2 separate regions of the Homo sapiens genome follow, and region 1 is linked to region 2. A link is a contact called in ENCODE Hi-C or POLR2A ChIA-PET data. All regions are on one chromosome and are shown on one strand. The core of a region is the stretch at or near the end of the contact, and the rest is flanking DNA. Distances in the headings are between cores, read along the strand shown. Region 1 holds the start of PRH1-TAS2R14 (PRH1-TAS2R14 readthrough). Region 2 holds the start of M6PR (mannose-6-phosphate receptor, cation dependent).

Region 1 (6,980 bases), core at 1,191-3,690, 2.2 Mb after region 2:
AATCATGAATTTTCTAATTTGTACAATCAAGCCATTTCCAATCATGAATACTCTAATCATGAATTCTCCTAATATCACCCTCAGCAAAAGAAGTGTGGATTAGGCATTCAAATCTAAACATCAAGGGGCAGATAAAAACTACAACCACCTAAATTATTGCTCCTATCCCACTCTCAGGTGGAAAGAAGGAAATCTTTCTTCAGCTCTAGAGCATTAAGGAGTAGGATTTGGAGCTTTGTGACTGTTCTTTGCCTATTCCCGTCCCATTGGAATAGGCCCTCAATCTGGCCATGTTATCAGTGGGTGGCTGCTATTTTCCCCACGGTCTCAGGGTGGAAGATAAGGTTTTCATGGAGTTACCCAGAAACGGAGCAAGTAGGGCGTAAAGGGTGGCACAAAAGAGGAATAGAAGACAGAATGAGTCCACATAGCTTTACATATTTGGAAATGAAAAATCCAGGACGTAATGACTCCTGTGACTCTGAATGGCTCTGTGTATTAGTCTTTCAGTTTTCAAAGGGAGTAAATTATATGTGTGAACTGAAACTATATATCTTCTCCCAGTTCTCAGAATTGATCATTTATTTTACATCGCTCTTCAGTCTCTATACCAGTATTTTAGAAGTTGTCATAAGTAATTCCTCTAAGTGCTACCTCGCTGGAGTGGTACTGGAGCAGCAAAGTAGCAAAAGAATACTAGCTGGGAACACAAAATTAATTTTTACAAATTTATCAGTGGCACGTTATTTCTACCAGTCATATAATCAGTAGACTATATAGAAACAGAGGTACTCTAGGGTACCGTACTTGTGCTCTGAATAGCTGCTAGACATGCAGTGCACGGTGCGATGTGTGGTATCTCAACAATGCTTTTCAGAACAAGACTGTAACCTTAAGGTCATGATCAGAAATCACACATTTGAATAATCCATGAATGAAGACGGTGTGTGCGATTAAAAAATACAGTGCTTTCTAGTTAAAATGGGAGATAAGTGAAGGTAATGAAATGTGCACCATTTAAATAACAAAAGTATTGTGGCTATTAGAGATTCACTGTGCTGTTACTCTAATGGTATTAAGAGTTTGGAAGTACAGGCCGGGCGCTGTGGCTCACGCCTGTAATCCCAGCACTTTGGGAGGCTGAGGCGGGCAGATCACGAGGTCAGGAGATCGAGACCATCCTGGCTAACACGGTGAAACCCCATCTCTACCAAAAAATACAAAAAATTAGCCGGGCATGGTGGCGGGCGCCTGTAGTCCCAGCTACTCAGGAGGCTGAGGCAGGAGAATGGCGTGAACCCGGGAGGCGGAGCTTGCAGTGAGCCGAGATCGCGCCACTGCACTCCAGCCTGGGCGACAGAGCGAGACTCCCGTCTCAAAAACAACAACAAAAAAAGAGTTTGGAAGTACAGAGTAGTATTCCAGCTCTTGGAGCCTAGCCACAGGTTTCACAGATGCATCTCCATGCAGAAATGGCTGAAGCTTCCACAGCTAATCTGAACTTTTTAAGGGTTTACATGGCTGGGAATATAATTTTGTATGTATGTCCTTATGTATATACGCGTGTGTGTCCACTAGTTTTTTGCTTGAATGTTTATCATTCCTGTCACTTGCAATTTAAATATTCCTAATAAATAGAAAAATCCAAAGACTAAGATTGTGATCCTTTTTATGTCTATGGTATATTATGAATACAGAGACCTTGTGCTTTTATTGGCGTAGGAATCATCTTGCCCTAATATTAATATTATGAAATCAAAAGGGTAAGATTCCTAACATCCCACATAACACAGCAGACAAACTAAAGTTTTAATCTAGCTTTGGCCCTTACAAATTTTGTGCCCTACGGCAAGTTACATCTCGCTTAGATTTTTTCATTTTAAAGTGGAACTATCTGCATGGATGTTCGTACATGCTATATAACACATCCTATTCCAGAGCCACCTACCATCAGTTGAGCTCTAAATGGTAAATGCCACAGTGAGAAGCAGACAGGAAGGGGCGGAGCGCCAGCGGCGCCCGGGGCTACGCGCCGCACTGCACCGAGCGGCGGCAGCGGCAAGCTTGGGTGTGAGCCCGGGAGCCGCTTTGCTTACCGTCCTGCCGGTCCCAGCCGTCGCTAGGAGGTCCGCGGGCCCTGCGGCAACCCTCGCTACAGACGCTGGGCGGGCGGCGACACCTGGCTCATGGCCCCCGCGGCGGCTCCGTCCTCCTTGGCCGTCAGGGCCTCAAGCCCCGCCGCGACACCCACCTCGTACGGCGTCTTCTGCAAGGGGCTCTCCCGCACCCTGCTCGCCTTCTTCGAGCTGGCCTGGCAGCTGCGCATGAACTTCCCGTACTTCTACGTCGCGGGCTCGGTGATCCTCAACATCCGATTGCAGGTACATATTTAGAGCCATGACTAAGCTAACGGCCTCCGGGGCCAGCATGATGGCCGACTCCCAGGGTCCGTTGCGGCGCGGCGGAGCAGCCAATGGCGAGCCCCACAGTCTCGCGAGAGTGCTCAGGCGCTCTTCGTGGCTGCCCTCTTAGCTGCTAGCGGAGCTCCTCAGGGGGCGGCCGGGAGCCTACAATCCCTAGAAAGAGAATACGCTGTTCCGGAAACAGAACTGCAGTTAAGACCCTCGAAAACATCTAAGAAAGTGTGCATCCTAAAACACCTGACGAATTTCAGAATGTGACAAAGCGCAGAGGATGCATTATTTCAAAACAAAACAGAAGGCTAAAATTTGCAGGAAAAAGAAAATCAGTAAACCGGGAATCCTCGGACTGGATTGTAAGCAAGATTTCAATGAATAAGAAGCTGAAGGTATTAAGGCTGTGATATAGAAGGTACATATTTCATCCCACAAGAGAAAACAATAATAATCAGAAATTTTCGGTGAAAAAAACGCAAAACTGTACAGGAAAATCATCCTCCAAGTACCAGACATAAAATGCTGCAAGCTTTTGAACTAATGGCGAGAGTGTAAGAAAATGGGCTCTACTTCAGTGATCCTGTGGCAGGACGTGGATCAAGACTTGGAACCGCAGAAAACGAAATCCCATAGTAGCACAAAGCTTGGCTGTTCAGTGAATAACATTTAAATAATCGTAAAATACAAATGTTGTTTATGGTTTTTATTGTTTAAGGGCATACTTAATTATGGTTACAAAGTGGAGTGCAAATGTTATTTACCATGTTTTAAAAATACAGCCGGAAAATACAAGTGGGAATGTTGAAGGAGGGCGGGGGAAGTAAATGGAATGGGGGTTATGTCCTTATAAAGTGGAAACTTGAAAGGTACTGTCTGTTGTTGAGTGGGGAAAGACATTTTTATTACTTACAGGGTAGCCATAAAGTTTCTAAAACGGTAATATATTAAAGAGGGAGAGTGGTAGGGGAGAACAGTATGAAGTCAACAGGAAATGGCTAAAGATGGAGAGCTCAGGTAGAATAGTTTAAAAAATGAAAATTGATAGAGTACCTGGTGTATTTGAATACAGCCTAGAGAGCTTTCATTTTCCAAAGAGTGTGGGGATAAATTAGTGAATGCATATTTTTCAAAATTAAGAAAACAGAACATATAATTTTGAACGCTGAGAAAAATAAAAATTTAAAAACTACACTGTATACACGGTATACCTCAACTGTGAATAATAGTAGTCATGTAAAGTCAGTCATAATTATGTAAATACTGAATACTGATTTTACAACAAATGATTCTATAACGCTGGGAGGATGGGAGAAAAGAGATGTGTGTGTGTGTAATGGTGGTGAGCCAATCAAGATCTGATATAGAAAAATGCAGAAAAAGGAGTATACACATGTTTTCTTCGGATTAAAAAAACTAATAATAAATCACCAAGAGTGGTAAAGTTTTAAATCAAGATCTGATATAGAAAAGTGCAGAAAAAGTAGTATACGCATTTTTTTTTTCAGGAAAAAATTAACTAATAAACCACTAAGAGGGGTAAAGTGTTAAAATAGTTGCATTGTTCTATATTCCACTCATTGTGTCCAGCAAACAGTGTTCTATGGCTTTAAGTAGTAAGCATCTTGCCCCGTCCAACACCATGTCTGGCCTAGGGTAATTGTTCTTTCTAGTCTTTATTCTTTGTCTCCAGCCAAACTCCATTTGGGCACATTCTCCTATAGCCTTTTCTACCTGAAGATACTCTGTGTTTTAAAGCTAAGCTTAGGTGGCGCTTTTTCCATTAAATTTTTCCTGGATTCCACTGACCATATAGGAGCTCACTTCTTTTAATCCATAAGGCCATTTTCATAGGTTGCCTTATTTTTCCCTAATCGTGCATCAACTGTCTGTTTTATATACCCAAGACAGGTTTCCTAGACTGCGATAAGCCAAAACATTTTAGTCTAAAATATCAGAAGTGTAGTTTAATCAATGAAATAGTAATACCAAGGGATTTAGAATCGTGGACATCACTGTTTCCCAGAGCACTGATGTCCCAATTTGTAACACAAAAGACTGTCTAGTCTTAATCCTGAAATGGTGACAGAGTAGGATGCTCCATTTGGGTGACTATGTGAACATATTCCTATAACTTTTTTCCTCACATCAGTCATTTGTTAAACCGAAGATGAAGAAACAGACTTTGTATTTATTACATCCTCCAACATAATTGGCAGCTCTGTGAGGGAAGACACTATATCCTATTCAATTTTACACCCGGTAGTAACAGTATGTGTGTGTACTGTATATATACATATATATATACATACACATATATAAATTTAAGTAGTAACTATATATGTATATATGTATAGTTACTACTTACTATATATGTATACAGTATATAAGTATATATGTATAGTTACTACTTACAATATATGCATAAAGTTACAGCTTACATTTACCTCGTAATATATGTATATATATATATTAGGAGTTAAATGTATTAGGAGGTAAATGTAAACTCTGTGGTTTATCATTTATTCACAATTGCTCTTAATTCTTGGGGTATAGTTTGCCTCCTACATGATGCAATTCAGTGAAATTCCCAGGAGACAAAACAAGATTTTGACCTGAATAAACCACTTATTGTTGTAATTCACAAGTGAGTTTATTCTTCCTGGCACACTTCCAGGTAATATCCATTAGGCTAAGGATTTTGTTTGTTCACTGTTCTATCCCCAAGCCTAGAGCACTGCCCAGTGCGGAATAGCTAATAAATATTGTTGAATGGATAGATGAATGGCAATTTTGTTGGTATGCTCTACATAGTCAGCAGTCAATAAAGGAAACATATATTCGTTCCTGATAATAAGATGATTCACTTTATTGCCCATAAATTGGGCTTTTTCAGGCCATCATGCACGTTGATTGATCCAGAGATCCCTCAAGCATGAAAAAGCAGAGACATAGGTGGTATAGTTATTATCAATAGAGATAAGAAATGTAGCTGGCAAAAAAAAAAATGGGAAACGATGCGTTACAGCTTATTTTAACTATAAAAGGAAAACAGTGAACATAGCAACATATGTAACCTAAGGGATAGGGGAAAAGTTGTTTTTTTTTTTTTAATTCTGGGTAAAAATACATGTGATTACTTGACAAATAGCATATCATTACCATCAGCATCATTTTTAAAATATATTGAGTTTTTAATACCAGGAACTATGAAAAACTATTTATATACATGAGCTCCGTAATTCTCACATATACCCTGTGAGGAAAACATTTTTATCATTTTTCAGAGAAGCAAACCGGGATTTAGAGAGGTTAAGTAAATTCCTAAGGTCATGATAACCAACCAGACCTCAAATGAATCTCCAGTAATTCCTAAAGTTATATTTCATAAGGAGTTCAATTTTCTTAAATGTGTAGATAATTACAAATAATTCTGTTTCTCAAATTTCTGGACAGAAATATTACCTGGGTAATAGTTATTTTTTTTAACATAACTATTGAGGGTCTTTCATACTAAAATATAAATATTTAACATGATTTGATATGTAAGTTCAAGTATTTTATACTCTCTGCAGCCTTAAACCTATTGGCTTATTTTATTAGAGGGTTGGTGGGATTGAGGGATATGGGAGCAAAGGGAGAGAGAGGAAAGAACGTTGTCCTCAGAATGGAAGGGAAACACTTTCCTGTGCTACCCAGAGTAGAGATCAGACAATGTTAAATTTTGAAGCCATGTCTGTTCCTGTCCTGAGGATCCCTAACTAAATTTTGTTAGAAAATCTTGCAGTTTGCTTTTAATGGGAGATCTTTCTGGCAGGACATCAATAGCTTTTGATAGCGTCAAGAAGAAAATAAAGTTACATGCAGAAGCATAAAGGGGTAGGATGAAAGTTGAGGAATATAGGGACAAAAGATGAGGGAAAGGAATATCCTAATACTTGGAAGTTTGAGCATGGAAAGTAGTCTAAAGACGACTTGGGAAGTTCCAAGAAAATGAACCAAGAAAAGAACCTCTGCAAGAACTATGAGAATTCCCAACAATTGGGTTGGATTGATTCATATTAGTCTATTACTTGGGTTACCTTGAGTGTGGGGATTCTTCTTGCAGTTTTAACACTTGTACTATGGTCTGAATGTGCCCCCCAAAAATTCACATGTTGGCATTTAACCCCCAAAGTGATGATCTCAGGAGATGGGACCTTTGGGAGGTGATCAGGTCATAAAGATGAAACCCTCGTGAATGGGATTAGTGCCTTTATAAAGGAGACCCCAAAATAATTCCCTTACCCCTTTTGCCATGTAAGGTTATAGGGAAAAGTCATCTATGAACAAGGAAATGAACCCTCACCAGATACCAAATTTGTGAATGCCTGGATCTTGGACTTCCCAGCTTCTAGAACTATAAGAAATAAATTTCTGTTGTTCATAAGCACCCATTTTATGGTATTTTTTATAGCAGCCTGAACAAACTAGACTTAATAGGATTTGCTCAGCAGGATTACCACCAGGTCAAGTCATGAGATCTTTTCAAAATATAAGTAAACCTCCCCTTACCCCTACTCTCCA
Region 2 (7,082 bases), core at 2,373-4,872:
AATTTCTACAAGCTGGTCTCTTGGATCCAGTCTTGGAAATAGCTACACTTCTGTGAAAGATGAGAAAACTGCACACAGCAACTAAAAACTGGGCTGAGAATTTGCTCTATGTCATAAAAGAGAGCACATTATGAAATAAAATCAGTAAGAAGAAAAGACTTTAACATAAATATTTTCTCAAGCTCTTTAAGGTTCTTCTCATTTACCTTTTATTAAACAGTGGTTTCAGCCTCTTCACTAGAGCCAACTCTTTCTCTGACTCTTTACCCTTTTCTCCTACCAAGTCGCAAGTTTTTTCTTCTGTCTGCCAGGATTCTCTCACTGCCACAGCCAGGAGTAGTAGTAGCAGTCCAGTCCTCCAGCAGCTGTAGAAAGGGAACATCCTTTGGGAGAGAGTGTGTGTTGGGGAGGGCAGGTAGGATCAGGAGAGAGAGGAAAGAGATAAAGCGTATGAATGTGTAATAAATCGATGGTATTTTAATTATCCAGAAAGTACAAGATTCTCTGGCATATGCAACACATAGTACATTTTAATATCTCTGTAACAAGAGCATCTGCAGCAGAAAATTCATTTATATGTAACTTGTAGTCTAATGTATAGGTGAGTCTTTCAGAACAAACTACAAAGTTGGGAAGAGGGAAATGAAAGAACTTAAAAAAGAATGATGACAGCTTGGGTGGAGCCATCCTTGCCTCTTTACTGTTTGATGGCTTGATGTAGTCTTCTGAAACCTCTTTGGCCTCTACAGGTCACAAATCTCAAGGGTTTCTAGACTTCCCATAAGTACAGTTGTCTTTTACACTACAAATCAATGACAACAAATTGGGGATCACCAAGCCACTTTACAATTGAGTAAATTCAATGCACCTGCTGCTTGTACTGCTCTAGGAATGAAAACACACAGACAGCTCTCTTTCCCAAACTTACTAGACTGGTGCAAAGGTCATTGTGGTTTTGGCAAAAAAACCCCACCAAAACCTAACATTTTCTTTTCTCTTATCCATCTTCATACCCAGGACAGACTGACTTACCCTTGCAAAACACTTTACTCTGGTATCTGTTAATGATCCCTCAGGCCATTGCTACTTGTTTATTCCAAGAGTATCACGGACAATTTCCTGATTTAACTCTTCTAAACTTTTCTCACTTACAAAAAACGCTGCAAGTCTGGACTTTGGTTTGAATATTCTTTAAAGTTCTCTAGTTCTTTTTCATGCGGGTCCACTTACTCCACCTCATTTTTAAAATATAAAACTTGAAACAGGCAGAATTTTCATGGGTACTAATGAGTTTGAAGATGGGAAAATGGAAGCTCCAACCTTGGCCGTGAATGCACTTTCCCCATTCCCCTAAACAACCTAACATCTGACCTTCCACTTCCCACACCCCACTAAAGCAAAAAATCCCGGGAAATTGTCTACCTGACTTCCTGTACCCCAAACATCAATTCTCTACTGTAATATTATGGTAGTTTCCATAGAATAATCATAGCTAACCAAGAGGTCCAAGGCCCTCATAACACATTTAATGCACTGAAACCACACAACAGCAGGAAACAACAGACTACTGCCTTGGGCCAGGTGCTGTTCAAAGCACTTAACATATATTAATTAACTAATTAATCCTCACAACCTTATGAGTAAATACAATTATTGTTGCTATTTTACCAGTAAGAAAACTGAGACACAGCTAGTGGAGTGAGCCAGAGAGTCTAGCTCCAGAGCTCATGGTCTGTGTTGAACAACTACATGTATATTTCCACTATGTGCATAACAATTTTTTGGAGATGAGAGTAGACAGCCAAAACTGTGGGTTTTTTTTTTTTTCTACTAAGAAGTGAAGGGGAAGTGATTCCTCACACAGTTGACTGAATAGGAGGTGAAATAAAGAACTCAGACCTCCAACTCCCACCTTCCCTAAGTTAACCCACTGCTCAACACACAACTTGACCAGCTGACTCACTAAAAAGAAATAGGAGACTCCTTCTTCTAGACTGACTTAGCCTGCCATTTTCCTTTCCAGTCTCTCAGGACCTAATTAAAAACTGACAGTTGATTTCTTTTCCTAAATTAGAACAAGGAATCTCACAAAATTAGGAAGGGATGAAAGGTTAAACACCTCAGCCATTAGCTGAGTTGAACTATCTTTCATTTGCTTATTATTCAAAAAGTTAGGATAATAAATTTATACTGTATTCTTCTTTCCTGCTTAAGGCTTGTCTTTAAATTTAAGCTGCTTCTCTTTAATTCAGTGGCATATGCGCTAAATGTTTTCCCTAGATTATGTTCATTCATCTTCACAACCCAGAAAATAGGTATAATTTTTCATACTTCACAGATGAGAAAACTGATGCTTTACAGAATTACTTGTTAAATTACTTGCTGTACATTACACAGATATTAAATGTGTGTGAAGTTACTGGGGCAATTTAGACGATTCGTGGCATAAAGATAACTGCTGGAAAACTTATAAACATAGGGGTGCAACAATCAGGAAGAGAATGAAATGGAAGGGCCCAGTAGCCCCCTTTTAATATGCTACAATTAGATTCTCAAGGTACAAGAGTTTGTCTATATACTTTGGAAATAAGGAGCAGGATTTTATGATCTTGAAAAATCTTTCAGTTTTCTTATTCTCTAACGACAGATCTATTTTATTTGGCAATGCTAAAAATTATCCTTTATTAGGGTGGCCAATGACTAAGCCAGCAACTGGGAAGCAGCTTACACCACTGGGCCTCTGTAGCACTCACTTCCCCATCTGTTAAGACAGCCATGGCCATTTACCAGTGGAATTTCTACTGTCTTCCCGCTGGCTCCTTTCTGATGTAGCAGTCCTTATCCCTTTTTCTCCAGCAGCCTACATGTTTAGAAAAGCAGCCTCAATTGGCTAAAAGGCCTAATGCTGAAAGAACTCAAGAGAGAAGGAGCCTCAGACAAGTAGCGGCTATGTCCCAAGAGCGGAAGCTCCCCACAACGAGGAACACAAGATAATCCGTCCATCAGCCATTCTTATCCACACCACAGTCGCATCCCCCTCAAAGCTCTCCCAGGGTGCCAGAAATTCTCGCTCTGTCTAGTGTCCCGACTTTCCAAGCGCTTGTAGCCATACCCTCTCCAAATGATGCCACTTGACCTCCCACCGTGATGCAGGCCAAAATTCCTCCTACAAATAAATCCACCAACACCTCCAACGGACTCCATACTTGGGGTATTTTCCTTTCCCTGCTTTCTAAATATCGTAAATCCCCTCTCTGGTCTTGGAAGTCCTTTCTCCCTCACACCTTTCGGAACTCCGTGACTCTCCGCTCTCATGCCTCCGCCTCCATTCTACCCTTAGGGCTCCTCAGCCAGATCTTTGGCTAGAACCATGGTCAAGGGAGAATGCGATTCCGGCTCCTGTCACAGACGCTTAAGTGTGAGCGCAACCCAGCCCGCCTCCTCCTCCACGCCCCTCACACTCACGTGTCGTGGGAAACTGGAGTAGCCAAAGCTCAGAATCCCCAGTGAATACCCTTCTGGGGATGGGAGACGGGGCCAGCTAGGGGCCGGCCGCAGACCCCGGTCCCAGAGCTAGTTTCAGAGGCCAGCGTTCCCCCTAGCGCCTCGCTGTGCCCCACTCTGGGAACCGGAAACAGGAAGCGCCAAGAGGCCGCTGGGCAACCGCTCCTCCCACCAGACCCCGCGGCATGTGACCATAGAACCATTTCGCCCCTTTCCCCTTCCCGGGCTCCCTGATAATCTTAAACTCTGATTGGCCAGTATTCTGGGACTTTAGCTCCGCCCTCGTTCCATCAGCTCCAATCACTATCGAGGTTGTCGTTTCGCCTTTTCTGGTTGCCTTTCTTTCAATGGGGTCCCAGAGTCCCGCTTCCAGGGCCTCTCGGCTCGCGCACCCCGGTCACGCGGGGTCACGCGCCTGACCGCTCCCGGGTAGGGTTCGAGTGAAGAGGGTGAGAGGGGCAGGTGGCGGAAGCGGAAGTTACGCAGGCAGCTCGCCCTCGGGCTCCGCGGGAGTTGTAGTTCTCACGCTAGGTCTCCTCCGGGCGCTTCCCTAGCCCGTTCGCCGCCTGAGAGGGACGCTGTTCCGCCGCGTGGAAGCTTCGAGTCTCGACTCCACTGTTGACCCCTAGACGAGAGTAGTGCAGCGACGGGGCCGTGATGTGCGTCCTGGCTTTCTTAACGACACCTCTCCTCTGTATTTCCTTTTTCCAGTTGAGTACCTTGGGGTGAATTATTATTGTTACTGTTATCTCTGTCGTTCCTTACTGCTTCGTGGTATTTTGCTTGATAAGCATGCTCTGCAACCACCTCTGTTCGCCAGAGGTTACTTCTGCAAAGTAGGAAGAAACGAGCAATACGATGGTAATCTTTGCGCCTTTGCTAAGATCTTTTGTAGGTTCCTTATGTCTTACTAGCCACTTGTTGAAGTCCTGCTCATTCTTAAACTCTGTTCAGATGTTATTTTTCCTGTAACTTCGTGCATTCACTCTCTTCAGAATTAACAATTTCTTCCTGTGGACCCTCGCTTGTGGCTTGTACCTGGCTTTAGCATGTTTTCATTCCGCTTCCACTCTTACGTTGCTTCTATGTGTGCCTCTCTGGCTCTATGCAGGTGCCTGGATTTTTGATTCTTACCCCTCTCATTAGAACTACTACAGTGTTTTGAGTCTAATAATAATAAAAGCTAACGGATGCATATCTCGGTGGTGCCCGGCACTTTTGTAAGTGCTTTAAACGATAGTTAATTCACTTGGTCTTCACACCAACCTTATGAGGAAGTATCTTATCCCAAGTTTACAGATGAGTAAATTAAAGCAGATAGAAGCTAAGTAACACCGTGGGTCCCAAGCTATTAAGTTATGGAGCCAGTATTTAAATAGTCTCCATAATCCATGCTCTCAAGCACTACGCTTTACCGACTGTATGCCATTCTGCATTTCTTTGTTTATTAGTAATACATTCAGTTCAGGCTAGGTAGTAATCATATCTGGGTTGGATGTTGCCCCAATAAAAAAAAAAATTAAATTTTTTTCTTCCTGAAAATGAAAGTAATTTGTGATCAGATAACACAGAAAACAACAAAACAAAAATCATACATAAACTCACCAGGAGGGTGTGTATTTCCTTCATGAATATATGTTGTTTCCTTTTTTCAAAAATGTATCAGTCCCACACTGTGGCTCATGCCCGTAATCCCAGCACTTTGGGATTCCGGGGCAGAAGGATCACTTGAGGTCAGGAATTCAAGACTAGCCTGGGCAACATAGTGAGACCCCTTCTTTCAAAAAAAAAAATCAGCTGGGCTTGGTGGTGCACACCTGTAGTCCCAGCTGCTTGGGAGCCTGAGGCTGGAAGATTGCTTGAGCCTGGGAGTTGGAGGCTGCAGTGAGCTATGGTCTTGCCACTACCCTCCAGCCTTGGTGATAGAGTGAGAACCTATCTCAAAAAGATATGTATGTATCAAATATTTTTCCATATCCTTGACTTTACAAATAAACTTTTTAATAGCATAATATTTAGTTCTATGCATTGCTACTTAACCAATGACATTAATGTTGAGCATTTAAGTTATTTCTACTGACTTATTTTTTATCAAGTAACTCAACACAGCTTTACTGAGCAATTACTATGTGCCAAAACCACAGAATATATAATATAGATCTTGGGGATACAGCAGAGAAAAAAGACAAAAATCCCTGTTACAATCCGTTCTAGAATTGATGTTCCTTTGTTGGTTAATTCAAGTTTTGATTTCAGAAATCTTACCTCTTGGTGACTGCCTAGAGTGGCATTGGGCTGGAGGGGAGGAACTGTTCATGTTGGAAATGGGGAATGGGCCAAAAATGCAATTGAGTAGGTTGATTAACTTGTCTGCTGTCAGAGTGGAAGCAGGGGTAGTTTCCCTTTCCGACCAGAGGCAAACAACCTGGGTCACTTCCTTGCTTCTCAGACCTCAGTGCCCTTTCTGGGTGCTTTCTGTGTTAGAATTCTCACCTCTGAGAACTGAGCTCAAGGTTCTTGCTGGGGCAAAAATTGAAATGAGCAGAATTTTTTTTTGTTTGTTTGTTTGCATTTCTGGCCTGCCTCCTTTCTTAGCCTCATTATTAACAAGCACACTCCCCACAATAAACCTACACCCACACTGCCTTCTCTCACACAAGGTAAATTGTTCACCTTGTTTAGAAAGCAGTTCTAGGATTGTTGGTCTGAAATCAAATGGGAAGGATGCCTCCTGTTCTGTATAATCATAAGAGAGGAAGGTAATTAACAGTCCTAGAACCTCAGCTTCCCAAGTAGCTGGGACCACAGGCGCAAGCCACCATGCCCAGCTAATCTTTGTATTTTTTGTAGAGACAGGGTCTCACATTTTTGCCCAGGCTTGTCTTGAACTCCTAAACTCAAATAATCTGCCTGCCTCAGCCTCCCAAAATGCTGGGATTACAGGTGTGAGCCACTGAGCCCGGCTCAGATGCTTTTCAAAATGATCATGTTTTCCATATTTCAAGGACTAAATATAGTTTTTGGTAACTTTCAATTTTAATATATTTATCATTTATAGAGAAGATGCAAGGATAATACAAAGAACTCTGGTACACATTTTACCTAAATTCATCTTTTTCCCCTCCATATACATTAGTTTATTTTGAACAGGTTGAGAGTAAACTTCCATTACCATTAAATATATCAGTGTGTATTTCCTAGAAACAAGGACATCCTCTCATCAAAATCAGGAACTACAGTATTAATACAATATTACCAAATCCATAGTCTGTATTCAAAATTTTATCACGTTTCAATAGATGCTATGTATAGTTACTTCCGATTTCCCAACAATCACAGGAGCCAAGCCAGAGTCACACATTGTAATTAGTTGTCATTGATCTTACTTGACTTTGAAATTTTGATAGGTACTGGCCACTTGTTTTGTAGAATGTCTTTCATTTTGGTTTTGTTTGATATATCTGATGTAGGATTTTTCTCGGTCACTTTGCCAACCAGGGACCCGTCCATAGCTAGTGACACCCCCCCCCCGCAAAACCCCCAGGCCTCACTTGACCTGCTGCCTGTGTTATAGTTTG

Evidence for each region. A loop is a pair of places that touch in the nucleus more often than their neighbours do. ChIA-PET counts read pairs that join two places held with the same protein, here RNA polymerase II (POLR2A). Pooled maps may share reads with other maps.
Region 1: a loop to region 2 is called in a pooled map, with 11 times the contacts of the local background. The contact joins the promoter of PRH1-TAS2R14 here to the promoter of M6PR in region 2. A Hi-C loop is called at or near these places in 1 of 37 single-sample maps with no recorded cell type and 7 of 50 pooled maps. POLR2A ChIA-PET finds 5 or more read pairs at or near these places in 1 of 52 experiments (PC-9).

The regions. Positions count from the first base shown.
Region 1 is chr12:11,169,171-11,176,150 of GRCh38, forward strand. It overlaps PRH1-TAS2R14 (PRH1-TAS2R14 readthrough), which reads right to left and starts at 2,441. Exons shown (of 5, transcript NM_001316893.2): 1 at 2,252-2,441. It overlaps SMIM10L1 (small integral membrane protein 10 like 1), which reads left to right and starts at 2,024. Exons shown (of 1, transcript NM_001271592.2): 1 at 2,024-6,846. The coding sequence starts at 2,187. The coding sequence ends at 2,393. PRH1-PRR4 (PRH1-PRR4 readthrough) reads right to left here and starts at 2,455. Exons shown (of 10, transcript NR_037918.2): 1 at 2,252-2,455. It also overlaps a transcript of PRH1 not described here.
Region 2 is chr12:8,946,023-8,953,104 of GRCh38, forward strand. M6PR (mannose-6-phosphate receptor, cation dependent) reads right to left here and starts at 3,623. Exons shown (of 7, transcript NM_002355.4): 1 at 3,466-3,623; 2 at 207-383. The coding sequence starts at 382. It also overlaps a transcript of KLRG1 not described here. RefSeq lists enhancers at 2,887-3,792, 3,793-4,697, 4,196-4,325 and a silencer at 4,003-4,217.